2 separate regions of the Homo sapiens genome follow, and region 1 is linked to region 2. Evidence: read pairs that join two places in POLR2A ChIA-PET (ENCODE). Cell type or tissue: HepG2. All regions are shown on one strand. Each heading gives the region's core, and the rest is flanking DNA. Links, peaks and the distances in the headings are about the cores only. Region 1 has its middle 75 kb from the start of PTP4A1. Region 2 overlaps LOC124901228 (translation initiation factor IF-2-like).

The links. Peaks named below come from ENCODE experiments on the same cell type or tissue, not always from the same donor. Only the 100,000 strongest peaks of a DNase experiment are listed, where the experiment ranks them.
Region 1: POLR2A ChIA-PET joins it to region 2 with 5 read pairs; 4 of 35 experiments call an interaction of 5 or more read pairs at or near these places.

The regions. Positions count from the first base shown.
Region 1 is chr6:63,492,641-63,502,340 of GRCh38, reverse strand. It overlaps a transcript of LGSN not described here. Among named protein-coding and RNA genes, the nearest start is that of PTP4A1, 75 kb to the left of the region's middle. In HepG2, for the core only: no CTCF peak of the experiment used is centred there; a DNase peak (open chromatin) is centred at 5,610.
Region 2 is chr6:63,561,641-63,571,340 of GRCh38, reverse strand. It overlaps LOC124901228 (translation initiation factor IF-2-like), which reads left to right. Exons shown (of 2, transcript XM_047419610.1): 2 at 1-5,106. It also overlaps a transcript of LGSN not described here and a transcript of PTP4A1 not described here. Among named protein-coding and RNA genes, the nearest start is that of PTP4A1, 6.0 kb to the left of the region's middle. In HepG2, for the core only: no CTCF peak of the experiment used is centred there; DNase peaks (open chromatin) are centred at 5,670, 6,140 and 6,920; H3K4me3 peaks cover 1,350 bases.

The DNA of each region.
Region 1 (9,700 bases), core at 3,141-8,140, 69 kb after region 2:
TAAGGAAAAGACTGAATGGATTATGATGTGGTGATTATCCTAGACTTCACCCTCTGCTTTTTCTCAGAAGAGACAACACTTCTCTAATAGATAGTTAACTCAATCTAAGGAGAAAAGGTTCTGAAGTATTTCCAAAGTATTTCCTCTTATCTTGAGGTGGTTAAGGCTCCCTCTGAATCTGATGTCTGTGTGATTATGAATTTGCAACCCAAACTGTACTCATCATAGAAAACTTACACTGGGCCAGGCACAGGGACTCATGCCTGTAATCCCAACATTTTGGGAGGCCAAAGTGGGAAAATCACTTGAGCCCAGGAGTTCAAGACCAGCCTGGGCAACACAGCAAGACCCTGTCTTCTATACAAAACTGAAAAGAAAATAGCTGGATGTGGTGGTGTGTGCCTATAGTCCCAGTGACTTGGGAGGCTGAGGTGGGAGGATTGCTTAAACTGGGAGTTTGAGGATGCAGTTACCTGTGATCGTGCCACTGCACTCTAGCCTGGGCAACAGAATGAGACCCCATCTCTATAAAAGAAAGAACATTTACAGTAATGTTCTGTTAGTGATCTAATTCTACATATAGCCCTAGGATCTTCTTAAAAGATCCAAGAACAGCAGGATCTCCCTTAAGAAGCATTTTCTTGAAAAATATGGTCATGTCACTACTTTGTTATATTTGTTAGGAGTGCTTTTAGCTGCAAATAATGGAAAAAATCCAACAATTACTTAAACAACAAGCGCTTTTTTTTTTTCACATTAGACAGCAGCTGGTTTCAGGGCTGTTGTCTAATGACTCCGTAAGTTCATCAAGGATGCAGTTTGTTTTTATTTTTATATTCAGCCATACATAGCATATTTATTTGTTGCTTTATAGTCTCAAAATAGATGCCATAGCTCTATGCATCACTTCTATAATGAAGACAAGAAAAGGCAAGGGGTAGTGACAATGGCTTCTCCTCTAATTTTTTTTTTTTTTTTGAGACGAAGTTTTGTTCTTGTCGCCCAGGCTAGAGTGCAATGGTACAATCTCGGCTCACTGCAACCTCCGCCTCCTGGGTTCAAGCAATTCCCCTGCCTCAACATCCCCAGTAGCTGGGACTACACTACGCCTGGCTAATTTTTTGTATTTTTAATAGAGACGGGGTTTCACCATTTTGGCCAGGGTAGTCTCGAACTCCTGATCTCAGGTGATCCACCCGCCTCAGCCTCCCAAAGTGCTGGGACTATAGGCATGAGCCACCAGGCCCAGTCTTCCTCTCATTTTTTCCTTTTTTAAAAAAGCAAAGCCCTCACAGATTTGAAATAACCTGTCAGTCAGGCACAGTGGCTCACGCCTGTAATCCCAACACTTTGGGAGGCTGAGCCGGGCCAGATCACTTGGGGTCAGGAGTTTGAGACCAGCCTGGCCAACATGGCAAAATCCCTTCTCTACTAAAAATATAAAAATTAGCCAGGCCTGGTGGCACGTGCCTCTAATCCCAGTTACTCAATAGGCTAAGGCAGGAGAATCACTTGAGCCCAGGAAGCAGAGGTTGCAGTGAGTGGAGATTGCATCACTGCACTCCAGCCTGGGTGACAGAGTGAGACTCTGTCTCAAAAAAGAAAAAAAAAATAACTAATTGCCAGGTGTGATGGCTCACGCCTGTAATCCCAGCATTTTGGGAGGCCGAGGCGGGTGGATCACCTGAGGTCGGGAGTTTGAAACCAGCCTGACCAACATGGAGCAACCCTATCCCTACTAAAAATACAAAATTAGCCAGGCGTGGTGGTGCATGCCTGCAATCCCAGCTACCTGGGAGGCTGAGGCAGGAGAATCACTTGAACCCAGGAAGCAGAGGTTGCAGTGAGCTGAGATCACACCATTGCACTCCAGCCTGGGCAACAAGAGTGAAACTCCGTCTCAAAAAAAAAAATTAATTAAAAATAAAAATAAACCTGTCAGAGGTCACTCAGACATGAAGCAGAGAAGCAAGGATTCTCACCCCAGCTGTCCACTTCTTAAGCCAGTGCTCTTGACCATTGCCTTCTTTGGAGCAGTGATGGCTACTCTATGAGATTATAATCTTTTTTTTTTCCATTATACTTCTCCTTCATAACCTCAAGTTTTCAGTAAGTTCTGTTAAATGCTGTAGCTTGGCTTTAGCTCTGCTTTGTGAGTTAAGGGAGGGGCCTCTGTTAACACTTATGAGAAAAATTTGGGCAGACAATACTGGCCAGGAGAAGCTTATTAAAGTGAGCTGAGGGGATTGGAGCAGGATGGCTACCTGAGGGGATGATAACAGCAGTGTGAGCTTGAGGAATATGCCTCTTTCAGACAGAGAGATGTCTAAGAACTTGAAGCACCCTCAGAAATGTATGGAATTATGGAAACTTGAGTTGTCATTACCTGGATTGTTAAATAAGGAGCTCAGAAAGCTGGGGAATTTGACATATGGTTGCATGAGTCTCTGATATTTGGTTTCTACTCCTAGACTTAATGTAAATTGGACATATAGACCTAACCAAATCCCACCTTGCTGCTAATTCCAAATACAACCTTGCACTCTACTCTGTTCACCTCTTGAGCTCAAGAGGGGTTGGATTGTTCAGGCTGCATAGAGCCTAAAGGTATCCTACAGCAGAAGGCTTTTAACGACATAAAACACATTATCAGGTGTTCCATAGGTGATGTACAGAGAAAAACCCATATTTGGAGATTGCGCTGAACTGGAAATTGCTGCTGCAGTTATGAAGATTTTTATGCACCTGAAGCAGGAAAGAACTATCTCTTATTCAAATGCTACAAAAAGCGAGATTTTCTTCTCTATTATCCAAAGAACCTACTATGAGGAAATAAAAGGGATTGAAAAACTCTTAAAGCCCCACCCATAGCAACCGGACAACTTTTCAGGAATCTAATATATAACAATCTATGAATTAGGGATTACTCTTCCCATTTTACAGAGTTGAGCACAGTGTTGCTTATTTGAGGTAACACAGCTGCTCACTAGTAGAACTAGCAGAGCTGGCACAGAAACCAGTGACTGTACTATACTTTTTCTTGCACTCTGTTCAGCTTTTATCAAAATTTCCAAGGTTCTCTTCCAATGGGAGGCCATGTATGTCCACACATTAATGTAAAAATGATTAGGTTTGAGTGTTTAATGAAAAATTCTGTATATTATAGATGTTATACAAGGCTTAAACAGGTCACTAACCAAGCAAGCAAACCAGAACTGATTTACTTTGGAATTGGTAAAAATCATCACATAAACAATGTATACACAAAGCAGATTCACTTGACTTTTATACATTTTTCTAAATTCCTAAAGAATGTAGGATTTGGGAAACCATCAATATGATAATTTAATGTAGAGTTTTAAAAAGTACGTGCTTTAGGTGGGTGCTAATAATACATTAATAAATTCCATGTAAGCTCAGGTAAGTACCAAATGGCCTTTTGGTATACTTCCACCATCGGGTTTGCTTTCTACATCTCTTTGGTTACCCTATAGTCTTCCCTGCGTTAATCAACCCAATACCACTTTTCATTGTTGGGAAGAGTTTCCCATAAAGTTCCTCAATTAATTCCTGTTCTCTTTCATTCCCTACCCACATGAACTCCTGTAAATGAGCACTTGTCTCACCGACAGAACAATGTAACAGGGAGAAACCACATGAAAACATTGCTTCACTGTCCTGTCCTTGTTCAAGCATTGTGTCCACTACCTTTGATAACATGACAAGTTTTGGGTTTTGGGTTTCTGTCATGACTACAGCAAACCTTGACTGCCTACTACTTGCCAGACATTGTGTAGGTGAAGATCGGAGAACAAGACTGATCCCAGATTCTGCTTTCATAAAGCTTATGTTCCAATGGGAGCCAATAGAAAATGGAAGGTAGAGATAAGCTCCTGGCATGAGTGCTCTGTTACAAATGACAATAGAGATGAGATAGGGAATAATGGGTTGGGGCAGGCAAGGTTGCTCTGACCAGGTTTTTTTAAAACTGAAATCTGCCTCACAAGAAGGAGCCAGAAAATCAGGCTTCGACCTGTTTGAACATCTGATCAGGTGAGATACTTTTGGCAAATCATTAAAACTTTCAGTCTGTGTTTTCCTCTTCAAATAAGAAACATGACAAGGTGGGATGCGGTGGCTCACGTCTGTAATCCCAGCAATTTGGGAGGCCAAGACGGGTGGATCACCTGAGGTCAGGAGTTCGAGACCAGCCTGGCCAGCATAGAGAAACCCTGTCTCTACTAAAAATACAAAATTAGCCGGGTGTAGTGGTGCATGCCTGTAATCCCAGCTACTCGGGAGGCTGAGGCAAGAGAATCGCTTGAACCCGGGAGGCAGAGATTGCAGTGAGCTGAGGTTGTGTCATTGCACTCCAGCCTTGGCAGCAAGAGCAAAACTCTGTCTCAAGAAAAAAAAAAAAAAGAAACATGACAAATCTATAGAACTGTGAAGAACAAGGAAATAATTTCTCAGATAACTTCATATGTGGGAAGAGAATTAACTATGCTAGGTCAGCCATTGAACATAGAATTTATGTCAACTATCTCACTAATCATAATTCCCATAAAATATAAAGGGCTATAAAATGATTTGTTGTTGTCATTCAACTCTCCCCAGGTCAGTTTTCTGTAGTCCTCCTTTCCTAAAATGACTCCTGTGGCCACTCAAGCTGAATGTGGAAAAAATAGCGCAACTGCTTATTTTCCCTCTATGCCTTTCCTATGCCAACTTTCTCTTAGTGTTGGGCAATGTTATAACTTTCTAATATTATTTTCTTTTATTTTATGTGAGACGGAGTCTCGCTCTGCCACCCAGGCTGGAGTGCAGTGGCATGATCTCGGCTCACTGCAACCTCCACCTCGCGGGTTCAAGTGATTCTCCTGCCTCACTCAGCCTCCTGAATAGCGGGGATTACAGGTGCCTGCCACCCAGCCTGGCTAATTTTTGTATTGTTAGTAGAGACGGGCTTTCACCATGTTGGTCAGGCTGGTCTCGAACTCCTGGCCTCAGGTGATCCGCCCGCCTTGGCCTCCCAAAGTGCAGGGATTACAGGAGTGAGCTACTGCACTCAGCCCTAATATTTTAATCATGCCTGTAATCCCACCACTTTGGGAGGCTGAGGCCTCGCTTGAGGCCAGGAGTTTGAGACCATTCTGTGCAACATAACAATACCCCATCTCGACAAAAAATGTTTTAAAAAAATTAGCCAGGTGTGGAGATGTGTGCCTGTAGTCCTAGCTACTTGGGAGGCTGAGGCAGGAGGATTGCTTGAGCCCAGGAGTTTGAGATTAAATAGTGAGGACAATGGAGTGAGACCCTATCACTAAAAAATAAAAATAAAAACATATTTCAATCAAGGATTTTTGTTGTAACCTTCAAATCTTTGTTGTCTTGTACTCTTAACATCCATGTGGTTGCTCAGACTATCTTTGGATCCTATACAGGCAAGGGCAGAACAAAACTGCATGAGCTTTTGACACAACCACTTCCTGGCTGGGTGATGTTAAATTATTTATCTATTTGCATTTCATCTATAAAGTAGGGATGATAGTAGTACCTACCTCATAGGATTGTTGTTGTAAAGAGTAGGCTGGGCATGGTGACTCATGCTTGTAATCTCAGCACTTTGGGAGGCTGAGATGGGAGGATGGCTGAGCTCAGAAGTTCAAGGTTATAGTAATCTATAATTGCACCACTGCACTGTCTCAAAAAAAAAAAAAAAGGAGCAAATACCTCTAAAGTTACTTCAAATAATAAACACTTTATAACTGTTGCCTATTTTATAACCCACTTCCTGAATCTATTTCTTTTTTATCTTATCCAGGCCTTTGCTATCTCACTTAAGTTATTGCCACTCCCTTGTGTATAGCGATGCCACACAGCTATATGCAACCTTGTCTTAATTGCCTATAATTCCGTCATTCATGCACTCCACAAATATTTATAAAGCACTTATTATGTGTGTGTCATTGTCCTAGTGGCTATGGCAAACTCTTAAAATAGAAAATATAGTCTGCCATCAGTAAGGTCAAAATCTAGCTGAGGAAGGGACTAATATACATGGAAAATGCTACAGAACAATATGAGTTAAATAGCCTTATAAATTAACACAAGAGGGCTGGACACTGTGGCTCACGCCTGTAATCCCAGCACTTTGCGAGGCCAAGGCGGGCAGATCACCTGAGGTAAGGAGTTCGAGACCAGCCTGGCCAACATGTGAAATCCCATCTTTACTAAAAATACAAAATTAGCCAGGTGTGGTGGCAGTCACCTGTCATCTCAGCTACTAGGGAGGCTGAGGCAGGAGAATTGCTTGAACCCGGGAGGCAGAGGTTGCGGTAAGCCAAGATCACACCACTGCACTCCAGCCTGAGTGATAGAGTGAGACTCTGTCTTTTTTTTTTAAAAAAATTAATTAATTAATACAAGAGGAGTCTAAGACATTACATGTGAGTGTTCCATTTACAAACATTCATGTCATCCTTTATTGCTATAAGAATTAGTATGCATTTTTTCCAGGCTTATGCAGTATTTATTAAATTTTCTCTTGATCCTTATACTAATCCCCTCATTAGATTTAAGTATCTTTGAGACCAGGCATGGTGGCTCACGCCTATAATCCCGGCACTTTGGTAGGCTAAGACGGGCAGATCTCTTGAGGCCAGGAGTTCAAGACCAGCCTGGTCAACATGGTAAAATCCTGTCTCCACTAAAAATACAAAAATTAGCAAGGCATGGTGGTGCATGCCTGTAATCTCAGGTACTAGGGAGGCTGAGGCAGGAGAATTGCTTGAACCAGGGAGGCAGAGCGCTGAGATCTCACCACTGCACTCCAGCCTGTGCTACAGACTGAGACTCCATCTCAAAAAAAAAAAAAAAAAAAAGAAAAAGAAAAAAAGAAAGAAGATTTAAGTATCTTTGAGAAGAGGGACTGGATCTACAGCAGAGTATTAGTGCATAGGCTCCGGGGGCAGAAGGATCTCTTCTCTGCTACTTGCTAACTGTGAGAGGAAAAGTTGCTCAGCTTCTCTCAGCCTCATTTCCTCATCTAGAAAATGAGGAAAAAATAATACTTTTTTGGGTTAATGTGGGATTGAATGATATAATTCATGTGAACCCTTATGCAAAATCTGGCATTTGTAAGTGCTCAATAAACATAAATTATAAAAATAACTGTGTTTTATAGAACTTCTGGTATGTGAAAAATCTATAATAATCTATAAAATCTATAATTTATAGAGTATCTAGTACAGTGCTGTGTCAATAGTGGACAGTGAATTAAATGTGTTATTATATAGGTTAATAGACAATGAAAACTTTCTACCCTCACCCTCAAAGGCATAAAATGCATGGTATTTTAATATTTACTAAAGTAAGAGATTTAAACTTATAAATATAGGAATTAACACTGAAAATATTAGCCAATGTCTTTCCAGTAAGTATCTTGTTTCGGAACATTGTTCTACTGATATTATCTAATTTAGTGGAACGTCAAGTATTTGTCATCACACTCTAAATGAAATAATAAAACTTAGAATCTACGGACTGTGAAAATACAACAGAGATATAGCAAGGTAAAAGTTTTGCCTATGGCACACCATTTCTTTAGAAACAGAACAGCTGGGTTCATGGGGGAGGATTGTGTGAGCTCAAGAGTTTGAATCCAGCCTGGGCAACAGAGTAAGTCCCTGTGTCTAAAAGAATAAAAAGAAGTAGAATAGAGTGCTTTAAAATTTTCAGATGCTATTCTTCTTTAGAAATTAGATAATGTGCCTTTCAGTAATTGGTAAAATGCCAATTCTCAAAGACCTTCAAATATGAATCTGTAATTAAAATCAGAAATTTGAGCCACAAAATTATAGAGACACATATTCTTCTCATGTTTCATTATTTATCTTTATTTCTTGGCACTCTTACTCCTCTATTGCATATGTGTATATATACATATTACATGTTACATATAATATGTCTATTCTGCTTATATATTTTATATTAAGAGTGAACACATAAGACTTATAATGATAAGCTGCTATAGGCTGCTGCTTTGGAGTAAATATGGGGATCCAAGGAGCCATAGAAATAATTTCTTCTGGCTGGGCGTGGTGGTTCATGCCTGTAATCTCAGCACTTTAGGAGGCTGAGGCGGGCGGATCACCTGAGGTCAGAAATTCGAGACCAGCTTGGCCAACATGGTGAAACCTCATCTCTACTAAAAATACAAAAATTAGCCGGACACGGTGGCACATGCCTGTAATCCCAGCTACTTGGGAGGCTGAGGCAGGAGAATCACTTGAACCCGGGAGGCAGAGGTTGCAGTGAGCCAAGATTGAGCCACTGCACTCCAGCCTGGGCGACAGAGCAAGACTCCGTCTCAAAAAAAAAAAAAAAAGAAATGATTTCTTCTTTCTTTCTGTTCCAAGGGCACCTGAGATACAATGATTCACCTCCTTGATTTTTGAAAATTGAATCAACTTTTGAAAAGCAATTTTGGTTTTATAAAGTCATAGTTTATAAAGCTTCAGAAGTCATTCCCAGGGGATGCTTGAGGATGAATCATCAAAGAACTGATACCTGAATCAGAGAGTGATCATTCATGGGGCTTAGAAGTGTCAGACAAATAGGCTCATGATTTGGCTTTACATAAACGGGCCAGGAAGAGATGGTTGAGGAATCTATAGTCATGGTACTGGGAAGGTCAAGGGAGGAATATCTCCTCTCCATGCAGGTTTTGCCTTTTGTCAACAACAGAGACCCAAGATCTGATGGACACAATAACTCAGTGTTTCCTAGGATAGCCTAAAAGTTTCCAAACCTGAATTAAATTCTAGAAAATTAAATTCTTTAAACTGAACATCTGGACAGTCCTGCTGAGATGCCAACCTCAAACTGTTGGAGTTGAAATCTAAGGAACATTTCTTCCATCTGACCTGAAGAGTTTGGGAAAAGGGAAAGAAAATGGACTTTTGTCACCTATAAGCTGAGTCAGATGGCTGATTACATTTCATTAAATTTTGTTAAGAAATCTGTGCTCTGCAAATTCATTGCTTTTAACACATTTGCATTTCCTTTACTTCCTTGTAGTTTTACAATGAAAGCACTTTTCATTTTGTTTTAAACCAACCCGGGGTCTTTGTGACCTAATTCTCCTAACAGATAGAGTCCTTCATGTTGAAGCAGCTAACCAAAGCAGACATTCAGGAAAAAATAATGGGGTGACAAAATATATTTTGTCTTATCAGACCTGGAAGGGTTGAGGAAGAGATTTGGGGAGAGGAAAGAGGGGGCAATAAGACATTGGAGAAATGTTAATAAAGAGTACCAATGGTGTTCACATCTACAAACATAACCCAAAGCAGAATAGTCTGTAAAATGTGAAGTTCAAAGCCAAATCAGCACTTCAGGCAAAAATGACATTTCTTTCTCAGCTTTATGAGACAGAATCCTGTAAGCCATATAACTTCGAATATCTTTAAAAGTGCAATCATTTCTCAAAAGTACTCAGCCTGAAGTGTGATTTTAAAGTTGGATTTAGATGTAAAATTTAAGCCATTACACCTACACCTGTGTGTTTACTGAACTTTATATAGATGTGTATTTACTGGGCAACCATTGATATTGTCTTCCTCGAGTACATGCTGTTCTGTGCCTGGAAAAGCTTTGCTGTCTTTGTGTGGTTGCCTTAAATGTCAAGGCTGCTGCT
Region 2 (9,700 bases), core at 2,888-7,887:
TGTTTGTTATTTTCACCGAGTATGAGATTGGAGAGGGCTTTAGGGATCAAATTTTGTCCTCTTTCAGTGCCCTGCAACATCTTAGGATTTATTAGAACTTCTATTTAGAGACTGGTTGTATAGTTATTCAACTTTCTTAACTCTGTAAGTAAAATAAGAACTTTAAAAAAACAAAAACAAACAAAATCCTGGGCCAGACTTTCAAAGGAACAAAAACTCTTCGTCATTTGGAAGAAAATGGCTCACCTACGACACATTTTAATCCATTAAAATCAAGGAAAACTAGCACACTTGAGAAATATGTCCCTTTACAAATAAATGATTTAAAAAAGTAAAGACTTTAAAATCTTAAATTCTAAGAAAATATAGAAAGCTTAAAAATCTTGGGTGGTAGGGGCAAAGCTAAGCAGGCTGGGGAACTCATGTCGAAAAAAAGGGACAGATTTCATATATAAGAACTAAAAACTTTTATATGGCAAAAGGCTTTTGACAAATGTCAATTTCACACTGGGGGAAATATTGGTGATACTTCATGGGTAGGGTTAATATAAAAAGCTTGGCCAATGTATATAATAGTGTAGTTAAAAAGCACATATTCAGTCAGCCACTCTTACTCCACAAGTTGGTAAACACAGATAATTGGAATAGTGAAACTTTTTCATGTAATGGCATTTCAAAAAATACATTTGGTGGGACAAGATATAAACTCAGCAAATGATTAACAGAGCCAAATATGTGTTAGCCAATTTTCTTGTAGAACTTGTGATACAAGTTGTGAGCCTTGTGATCCACAGATCCTGTAATTACCACAAGCAGTGCTGACACGAAGTATCCAGTCAGCTATGCTCATCAAGTTCTAAAAGCTCTCAAATTCTCAAGTGGCCTGGGGGTCTTAGCCTCTCAGACAAGGTACCATCTTATCCTACTATGAAAGTAACATATTTAAAGGATGAAAAAATAAGGCTTTTGCTGTTGAGAGAAACGATGCATTTTATTTTATGTATTTATTTGAGATGGAGTCTTGCTCTTTTGCCCAGGTTGGAGCACAGTGGTGCAATCTTTGCTCACTGCAACCTCAGCCTCCTGGGTTCCAGCAATTCTCCTGCCTCAGCCTCCCAAGTAGCTGGGATTACAGCCACCTGCCACCACACCTGGCTAATTTGTTTGTACTTTTAGAAAACTCCATGTTGACTAGGCTAGTTTTGAACTCCTGACCTCAAGAGATCTGCCTGCCTCAGTCTCCCAAAGGAAAGGACACATTTTAAACAAGATATAAGTGTGGTCTTGCTGACCAATCCATTAAATGTTCCTGCTTGTCAGCTGCCATTGTGGTTCACTGCTATGCTGAGGGTGTCTGCTGTATTTAGTTTAATACTTTTAAGCTGCAGATTCTTGGAGAACAGTAGAACATCCCAGCATTGGTCAGGAGACTTCTGTGATTTGAGGACTCACTAACCCTTACAGACTTGCACTCAGAGCATTAGCACCTGTACTTATTTAAAGTGGGTCTCTAACAGACTTGAAAATAGTGCTTCCAGACATCAAAAAGGGAGAAAACACCTCTAAAAGCCAATGCTTACTCTAAGCTCCAGGAGAGGCTCTAAAATAGAGGATTTTCTCTCCTGCTAAACAAGATTCTCAGCTGGAAGTTACTTCTCTCAGCAAAACATGTGTCCTTAACCTCATCACGATAGGCAGGGCTTTCTATTGACAATTCAAAATATAAAAGCCAGCAGTTGGGAAATAAGACTAGAAGAATATTATAAGGAAGTTGAGCATGGTGGCATACAGGCTCATGCCTGTAATCCCAGTACTTTGGGAGACCAAGGTGGGTGGATCACCTGAGATTAGGAGTTAGGAGTTCAAGACCAGCCTGGTCAACATGGTGAAACCCATCTCTACTAAAAATACAAAAAATTAGCTGGGCATGGTGGCAGGCACCTCTAATCCCAGTTACTTGGGAGGCTGAAGAAGGAGAATCACTGGAAAGCTGGGAGGCAGAGGCTGCAGTGAGCCGAGATCATGGCACTGCACTCTAGCCTGGGAGACAGAGTGAGACTTCATTTCAAAAAAAGAATATTATAAGCGATATTTTTATGGAAGAGGAAAGACTGCAGAAGGCAAGAGTGCAGAGGAAGATTGGCAAATCTTGATGAAGAAGAACAGAGAAATCTTCACAAGAACAGCAGATCTAGTAAACATTGATTCCATTTTACCAAGTTTACAAAAGGAGTGAAGGATTCCTTGATTTTCAATCTTCTCAGATTGGTTGGGGCTACAAGGAAGTCTGATAAAAACATTTAACATAGCAAGAGTAATATCATTGCCATAATAGATTAAACGTGACAATATCAACCTAGAAAAAGACACTAGATTGCAAGGTATAATGACAGTCTAGCAAATATATGTAATAGAGGCAAATACCCCAATGGGCCATAATCTAGTAAGTGTCTGGATACTAGTGCAGAGGGTAAGTTCCCATACCCATATTTAACAAGAGTCCTAAAAATTCAAGTATGCCATGGCTGCTGTCAGCATTGTTAAAGTTTATTTCCCTCTTGCTGTTTTAGAACAGCCTATTTTATATCCAATTAATTTTCTTATATGATTATTAAAAATAAATATGTAGTATACAGGCATACCTTCATTTATTGTGCTTTGCAAATATTGTTTTTTTTTTTTAACAAAATGATGGTTTGTGACAGCTTTTTGTCGAGCAAGTCTATCAGAGCCATTTTTCCAATAGCATGTGCTCATTTCATGTCTCTGTGTTACATCTTGGTAATTCTCCCAATATTTCAAACTTTTAAATTATTATTGCATTTGTTATGGCAATTTGTGAACAGTGATCTTTGATATTGTTATTGGAATTGTTTTGGGCCACCACAAACTGTACCCATTTAAGATGGCAAACTTATTTGATAAATGTTGAATATATTCTGACTGCTCCGCTGATGGGCCAGTCCCTCAGTGAGACACAGCAATACTGAAATTAGGCCAATTAATAACCCTACAGTGGCCTCTGAGTGTTCAAGTGAAAGGAAGAGTCATTCATCTCTCACTTTAAATCAAAGCTAAAAATGATTAAGCTGAGTAAGGCAAGTTGAAAGCAGAGATAGGCCGAAAACTAGGCCTCATACCCAAAACAGTCAAGTTGTGAATGCCAAGGAAAAGCTCTTGAAGGAAGTTAAAAGTGCCACTCCAGTGAACACAGGAATGATAAGAAAGTGAAACAGCCTCATTGTTGATAAGGAGAAAGTTTTAGAGTTCTGGATAGAAAACCAGCCACAGCATTCTCTTAAGTCAAAGCCTAATTCAGAGCAAGGCCTTAACTCTCTTCATTTTTATGAAGGCTGAGAGAGGTGAGGAAGTTGTAGAAGAAAAGTCTGAAGATAGCAGAGGTGGATTCATGAGGTTTAAGAGTAGAAGCCCTCTCCCTAACATAAAAATGAAAGGTGAAGCAGTAAGTGCTGATGGAGAAGCTGCAGCAAGTTATTGAGAAGATTTAGCCAAGAACATTGATGAAGGTGGCTACACTAAATAACAGATTTTCAATGTAGACAAAACAGTCTTATACTGGAAGAAGATGCTGTCCAAGACTTTCATAGCTATAGAAGTCAATGCTTGGCTTCAAAGCTTCGAAGGACAGGCAGTTCTCTTGTTAGGGGCTGATGTGGCTGGTGACTTTAAGTTGAAGCAGATGTTCATTTACCATTCTGAAAATCCTAGGACCCTTAAAAATTATGCTAAATCTACTCTGCTGTGCTCTATAAGTGGAAGAACAAAACCTGGTTGACAGCACATCTGTTTAGCATGGCTCACTAAATATTTTAAGTCCACTGTTGAGACCTACTGATAAAACGTGATTTATTTAAAAATACTATTGCTCCTTGACAATGCACATGGTCACTGAAATGCTCTGATGGAGATGTACAAGGAGAGTAATATTGTTTTCATGCCTTCTAACACAGCATCCATTCTGCAACCCATGGATCAAGGAATAATTTTGACTTTCAGGTTTTAATATTTAACAAGTACATTTCATAAGGTTATAAATTGCTGTAGATGGTGATTCCTCTGATGGATCTAAGCAAAGTAAACCAAAAACATTCTGGAAAGGATTCTAGATGCCATTAAGAACATTCATGAGAGGAGGTAAAAGTATCAGCATGAACAGGAGTTTGAAAGAAGTTAACTCCAACTCTCATGGATGACCTTGAGGGCGTTCAAGACTTCAGTGGAGGAAATCACTACAAATATGGTGAAAATAGCAAGACAATTGGAGTTAGAAACAGAGTCTGAAGAGTTGACTAAATCGCTGCAATTTTATGATCAAACTTGAATGAATGAGGAGTTGCTTCTTATGAAGGAGAAAAGAGAGTGGTTTCTTGAGATAGAATCTACTGCTGGTGAAGATGCCGTAAGCATTGTTGAAATGATAAAGGATTTAGAATATCACATAAACTTAGCTGATAAAGCAGTGGGTGAGTTTTAAGAGGACTGATTGCAACTTTGAAAGGAGTTCTCTTGTGTGTAAAATACTATCAAACAGCACTGCCTGCTACAGAGAAATTTTTTGTGGAGTCATCAATGCAGCAAACTCCATTGTCTTATTTCAAGAAATTGCCACAGCCACCTTAACCTTCAGCAACTACCTCCCTGATCAGTCAGCTGCCATCATCACTGAGGCAGGATTCTCCAACAGCAAAGATTATGACTTGCTGAAGGCTCAGATGACTGTTAGCATTTTTTAGCAAAAGTATTTTTAAATTAAGGTATTCTAGGGTACCCGTTTTCCCCACTTCCTTTCTGTGTCTTGACCAAAATCACAGTGACCCAGCCAGCTGTAGCCATAGGTTTTCCTCAGCTGGCTTGAACCCAAACCAGCTTGAACATTCCCAGGCACTGATAATAATGTCTTGGTTTACTGGAAAGAAACTGACCCCGACCCTGAGCCGAATTCCTTAAATTTTCATGTAAACTCCATCCCCTCACCCCCTGGCTACAGACTAATGTGGGTAAAACATCCCTTTTCTCTTGCTGTCCATCACAATAATACATTGCAACACCCTGCAAGTTCCTTTAATAAATGTTTTGGACTGATCACTCTGGCATTTAGAGCTGCTTTCTTTGAAATCTCAAACCAGCCCTGTCTTCAAATGGTTTGGGGTACTCTGTTGTACGAATTCTCCTGCTGCTGCTTTTAAGGCAACTCCAGCTATGGGTTCAGTGGGACAAAACAGGTATGTACATTTTTTAGACATAGTGCTATGCACATTTAACAGACAACAATGTAGTGTAAATGGGAAACCAAAAAATGCATGTGGCTTCCTTTATTGTAATACCTGTTTTATTGTGGTGGTCTGGAGCTGAACTTGCAATATCTCCAAGGTATGCCTATGCTTAAATCTCTATGAACATATAATTTGCAGTGCTTAAATATTGTTCAAAACTAAAACATGCTCTATATTAAAAAGTGACTTAATTTTCTTCCTTAAGACATTGATTTAAAGATTTATCAAAAGTCTTTTGAGTAAGTTTTGATGAATAATCAAAATGCTGTAGCAGAGCTACATCCTAATTTCTGTGGGAAATTTAGACACAGAAATTTCCAATGAGCAAATAAGCTTGTCACAACAAGCCTTTTAAGGAATCTGGCCTAAGGACAAAGTCCAAAGGCCAATAGCTGCCTGTGGGCTACTGTGTTTTGTTGAGTCAGACATATAGAAACAGTCACCCACCTAGGAGGGTACTACAGATGTAAATATTTATATTAATAAATGAATCCTGCTGGATCAGAAGTAACATCTTATCAAGTCATCATATCAAACCATTTGAGGTAATATTTTCTCTGTAAAATTGATTAAGGCAGTTTTGAACAACTTTTTTTTTTAAAGTCTATTTTAAGAAACAATTCTCTTGAATCGATCTCTATTATGCCCATTCTCTGTCCCTTTTTCATGTCTAATTGTAATCAATTTAAATATAAACCTGAAAGTTGTCTAGGTAGTCTCCAAATCAAATGAGAATGTGTATTCACATTAGTAACTCTGCCGCTTAATATAGTATTTACTTCTGTAGGAGCTTAGTGTGTGTATTAAGATGTGACAGATACCGCCTGGGCAACACAGTCAGACCCTGTCTCTACAAAAAAAAAAAAATTATCTGGGCATGATGGTGCATTCCTGTAGTTGTAGCTCCCTCGGAGGTTGAGGTGGGAGGATTGCTTGAGCCCAGGAGTTGTTAGGGCTGCAGTGAGCTGTGATCATGCCACTGCACTCCATCTGGGGCAACAGACCAAAGACCCTCTCTCTCAAGGAAAAACAAAAAAGAAATGATGGACAGATTGATTAGTAAGAGAATACTTTTCATTTGCATGCTGAAAGGCACCATTTCCTTGGGGCACTGAATAAAGGACTTATTATGAATCTATCCATAACTCATGACTGTTTTGCCTACTGGTACCTGGAGGAATCTAGTTTGAGAAGACTCTTCTTATTTTAGCAAATTTGGTGAAATTTCTGTTGCTGTTCTATAGCCTGAATAAAAATCATTTGGGAATTGAAAATCAGGAAGGCCACAGTCTCCATGTGATTGTTTAGAACATGTTGAATTATGCCACAGTCTGAACTGAGGCAAAAATAGCTTAGGAAAGGAGAATTTAATCTGGCTAGAGAAAGGGAATGGAGTATAAATAAATTTTAAAGGTTGGATATGCATGCTATGGCAAAGCTGTCACTTGACAGGTTTAATTTACAGAGTTGGCATTTAGGCTGCAGATAATCCAGACAGACAGTGACCTAAGCAGCATTACTGGGGCAGGCCTTACATAAGGAGAAATGTTGTTGAACAATTTCCTGCAAGCATAATAACATTTATTTAACAAAAGCTACAACAGTCATGCTTTTTTCTTATCCTAACACAGTTGCTTTTTAACTAGGGATGTTCAACAAACGTTGCTATCTTCGTGTATTTCTATAGTTCCATTCATGGCTGGAAGATACTGAACATAAGAGAAAATGAGTATAGAAGCCTTTTGAAATTTCTCTCTTTTTTTTTTTTTTTGAGACAGAGTCTCGCTCTGTCACCCAGGCTGGAGTGCAATGGTGCAATCTTGGTTAACTGCAACCTCCGTCTCCCGGGTTCAAGTGATTCTCCTGCCTCAGCCTCCCAAGCAGCTAGGATTACCAGGCACCTGCCACCACACCCGGCTAATTTTTGTATTTTTAGTAGAGATGGGGTTTCTGCATGTTGGCCAGGCTGGTCTCGAACTCCTGACCTCAAATGATCCGCCTGCCTTGGCCTCCCAAAGTGCTGGGATTACAGGCGTGAGCCACCATTAAATATAGTTGTCCTATAATGTATTTCTTTAATCCTCAGACATATTAATGCACATAGTAAATACTCAACCACTATTTATTTGCATACTATCATATTACTTTCCCACATAAAATTCTATTAGGGCATCCTATTCCCAGTTTTTCTAAGTTTTCTTTGCAGGGTTCTTAGTCTCTCAATCCCGTTAACAATGGTGTTCACTGGAGTTTTGTCCTAGGGCCTCCTGGACTCACTTTCCACTTTCCTTGGGGTTTTCACCTACATCCATAGCTGTGGCTGTCAACCTTCCCTCCTTCCCCAACACATATGTGTTAAATGCCTAGCATATGCCAGGCACTCTGCTATCTTATGAATAACATAAACATGTTTTCTGCCCCAATGAAATTTATATACAGGTGAGAAAAGAGAGAAAATAACAAGTAAATAAGCATAGAATATATTTATAATCTGTGCTGTGAAGGAGGTCAACAGAATGGCTGGGGTGACTTACTTTAGACAGTGAAGTCAGGGGTGGTGTCTCCCAGGAGATCCAGATCTAAATGATGAGAATGAATCACAAAAAGAGGGGGAGGAAGAGAGATATTTTTGGTGGAGGAAATGACAACACAGAATTTCAGGTGGGAGTTTGGTTGGTACTCAAGGAGTTGGAAGACCTGAGGGACTGCAGCAATACAAGGGAAGGAAATAAGCCTGGACATCTAGCAGGGACTGGATCACGTAGGACCTTGTAGGCCATGGAAAGGATTTGGATTTATTTTGCTGACAGTGAATCACACCACATATCAGGAAATTTGTTTTAAGAGAATTGTTTTTCTGTTCTGTGGAGAATGGATTGGAGAAGGCCCTAGAGTAGAATTATTTTAACAGGGTGAAACACTTGAGATTTCCTGCCTTGTCAAATGGAAGACAATGTTGGTGTTGACTATGATCAGGACAGTGGAGGCAGAGAAAAGTGGAGAGATTAGAAATATGGAAATAAAATGGAGAAGTTTTACATCACAAAATGCCACACTGCCTCTAAAAATTGTCAAAGGCCAAACAGAGATATAAGGCCATGGTTTTGAGCCTGTTTTATGCTATGGTGCTGAATGTATAGGCACACTGATGAAAAGTTCCATAATTTCACATTTTCATTAGCAATATGTTTGTAGGGAATAAACCAGAAACTTAAAATAAATAAAGGCACTCAAAGTATGCTTAGAGAAAGACACTATTTCTGAGGGTTTTGAGAATATAGCAGCGGGACTCCTAAAAGTTGTATATTTAGGTATTAAGAGAACAATTAAACTCTTGATAGATTACAATAACAGCAAGAATAGCTAAAACTTATTGTGCTCTTGTTGTTTTCCAAGCCATGTGCTAAACACATATTTGCACTGTTTTGTTGAATTTATTAGAATACTCAGACTCTGAGATAGAAATTAGTTAAAAAATCAACTCATAGTGGGTGATATCACTTGAAGTATCTATATAATGAAATACTTTTCGGATATTAAAAGTATCTTGCCAGTCAAGGTGGCTCACGCCTGTAATCCCAGCACTTTGGGAGGCCAAGACAGTTGGATCACTTGAGGTCGGGAGTTCGAGACCAGCCTGACCAACATGGAGAAACGCTGTCTCTACTAAAAATACAAAATTAGCTGGGTGTGGTGGCACATGCCTGTAATCCCAGCTACTCGGGAGGCTGAGGCAGAAGAATCACTTGAACCCGGGAGGCGAAGGTTGTGGTGAGCTGAGACCGCACCATTGCACTCCAGCCTGGGAAACAAGAGCAAAACTCTGTCTCAAAAAAAAAAAAAAAGAAAAAGAAAATATCTTAATGTCTTTAAGATAAATAAATAATTGTAATGTTAAATAAAAAGAAATGCTATAAAAATAGAAAGAAATAAACTAAAATGTTAACAGGTAATAACTGACATTTAAATACTTTATGGGTGTCACTGGGTGATGTGATGATAAACAATTTTTTATTTATAACTTCCTATATTTTGTATTTTTTTTCCAAAAATGATACTCTTACAGTTGGGGAAAAATCATTTCAGATAAATGCTCAAAGAGGTTGCACCGATAGGTCTGTAGCCTTATTGTACTCTCTGCAGCAGAGATAGAAGCACCAGGTTATCCTAACCTGACAGCAGCTGTCAAAAACTTTATAATCACTTTCGTTCTGATTCCATGTTCTTGGATAGTTGATCTGATTATAATTTACTTTCAATGTGTATTTGTTTGCCATCAAATGTGAGAATATAATGCCCAACCAGTGAGAAGCTCCCTGGGAAATTAAAGTTGTTTATGTATCATGTTTGTGGCTATAAACCAAGAAATCACCTCTAAACGTTTGGAAACATCTAAAACCCAAGGT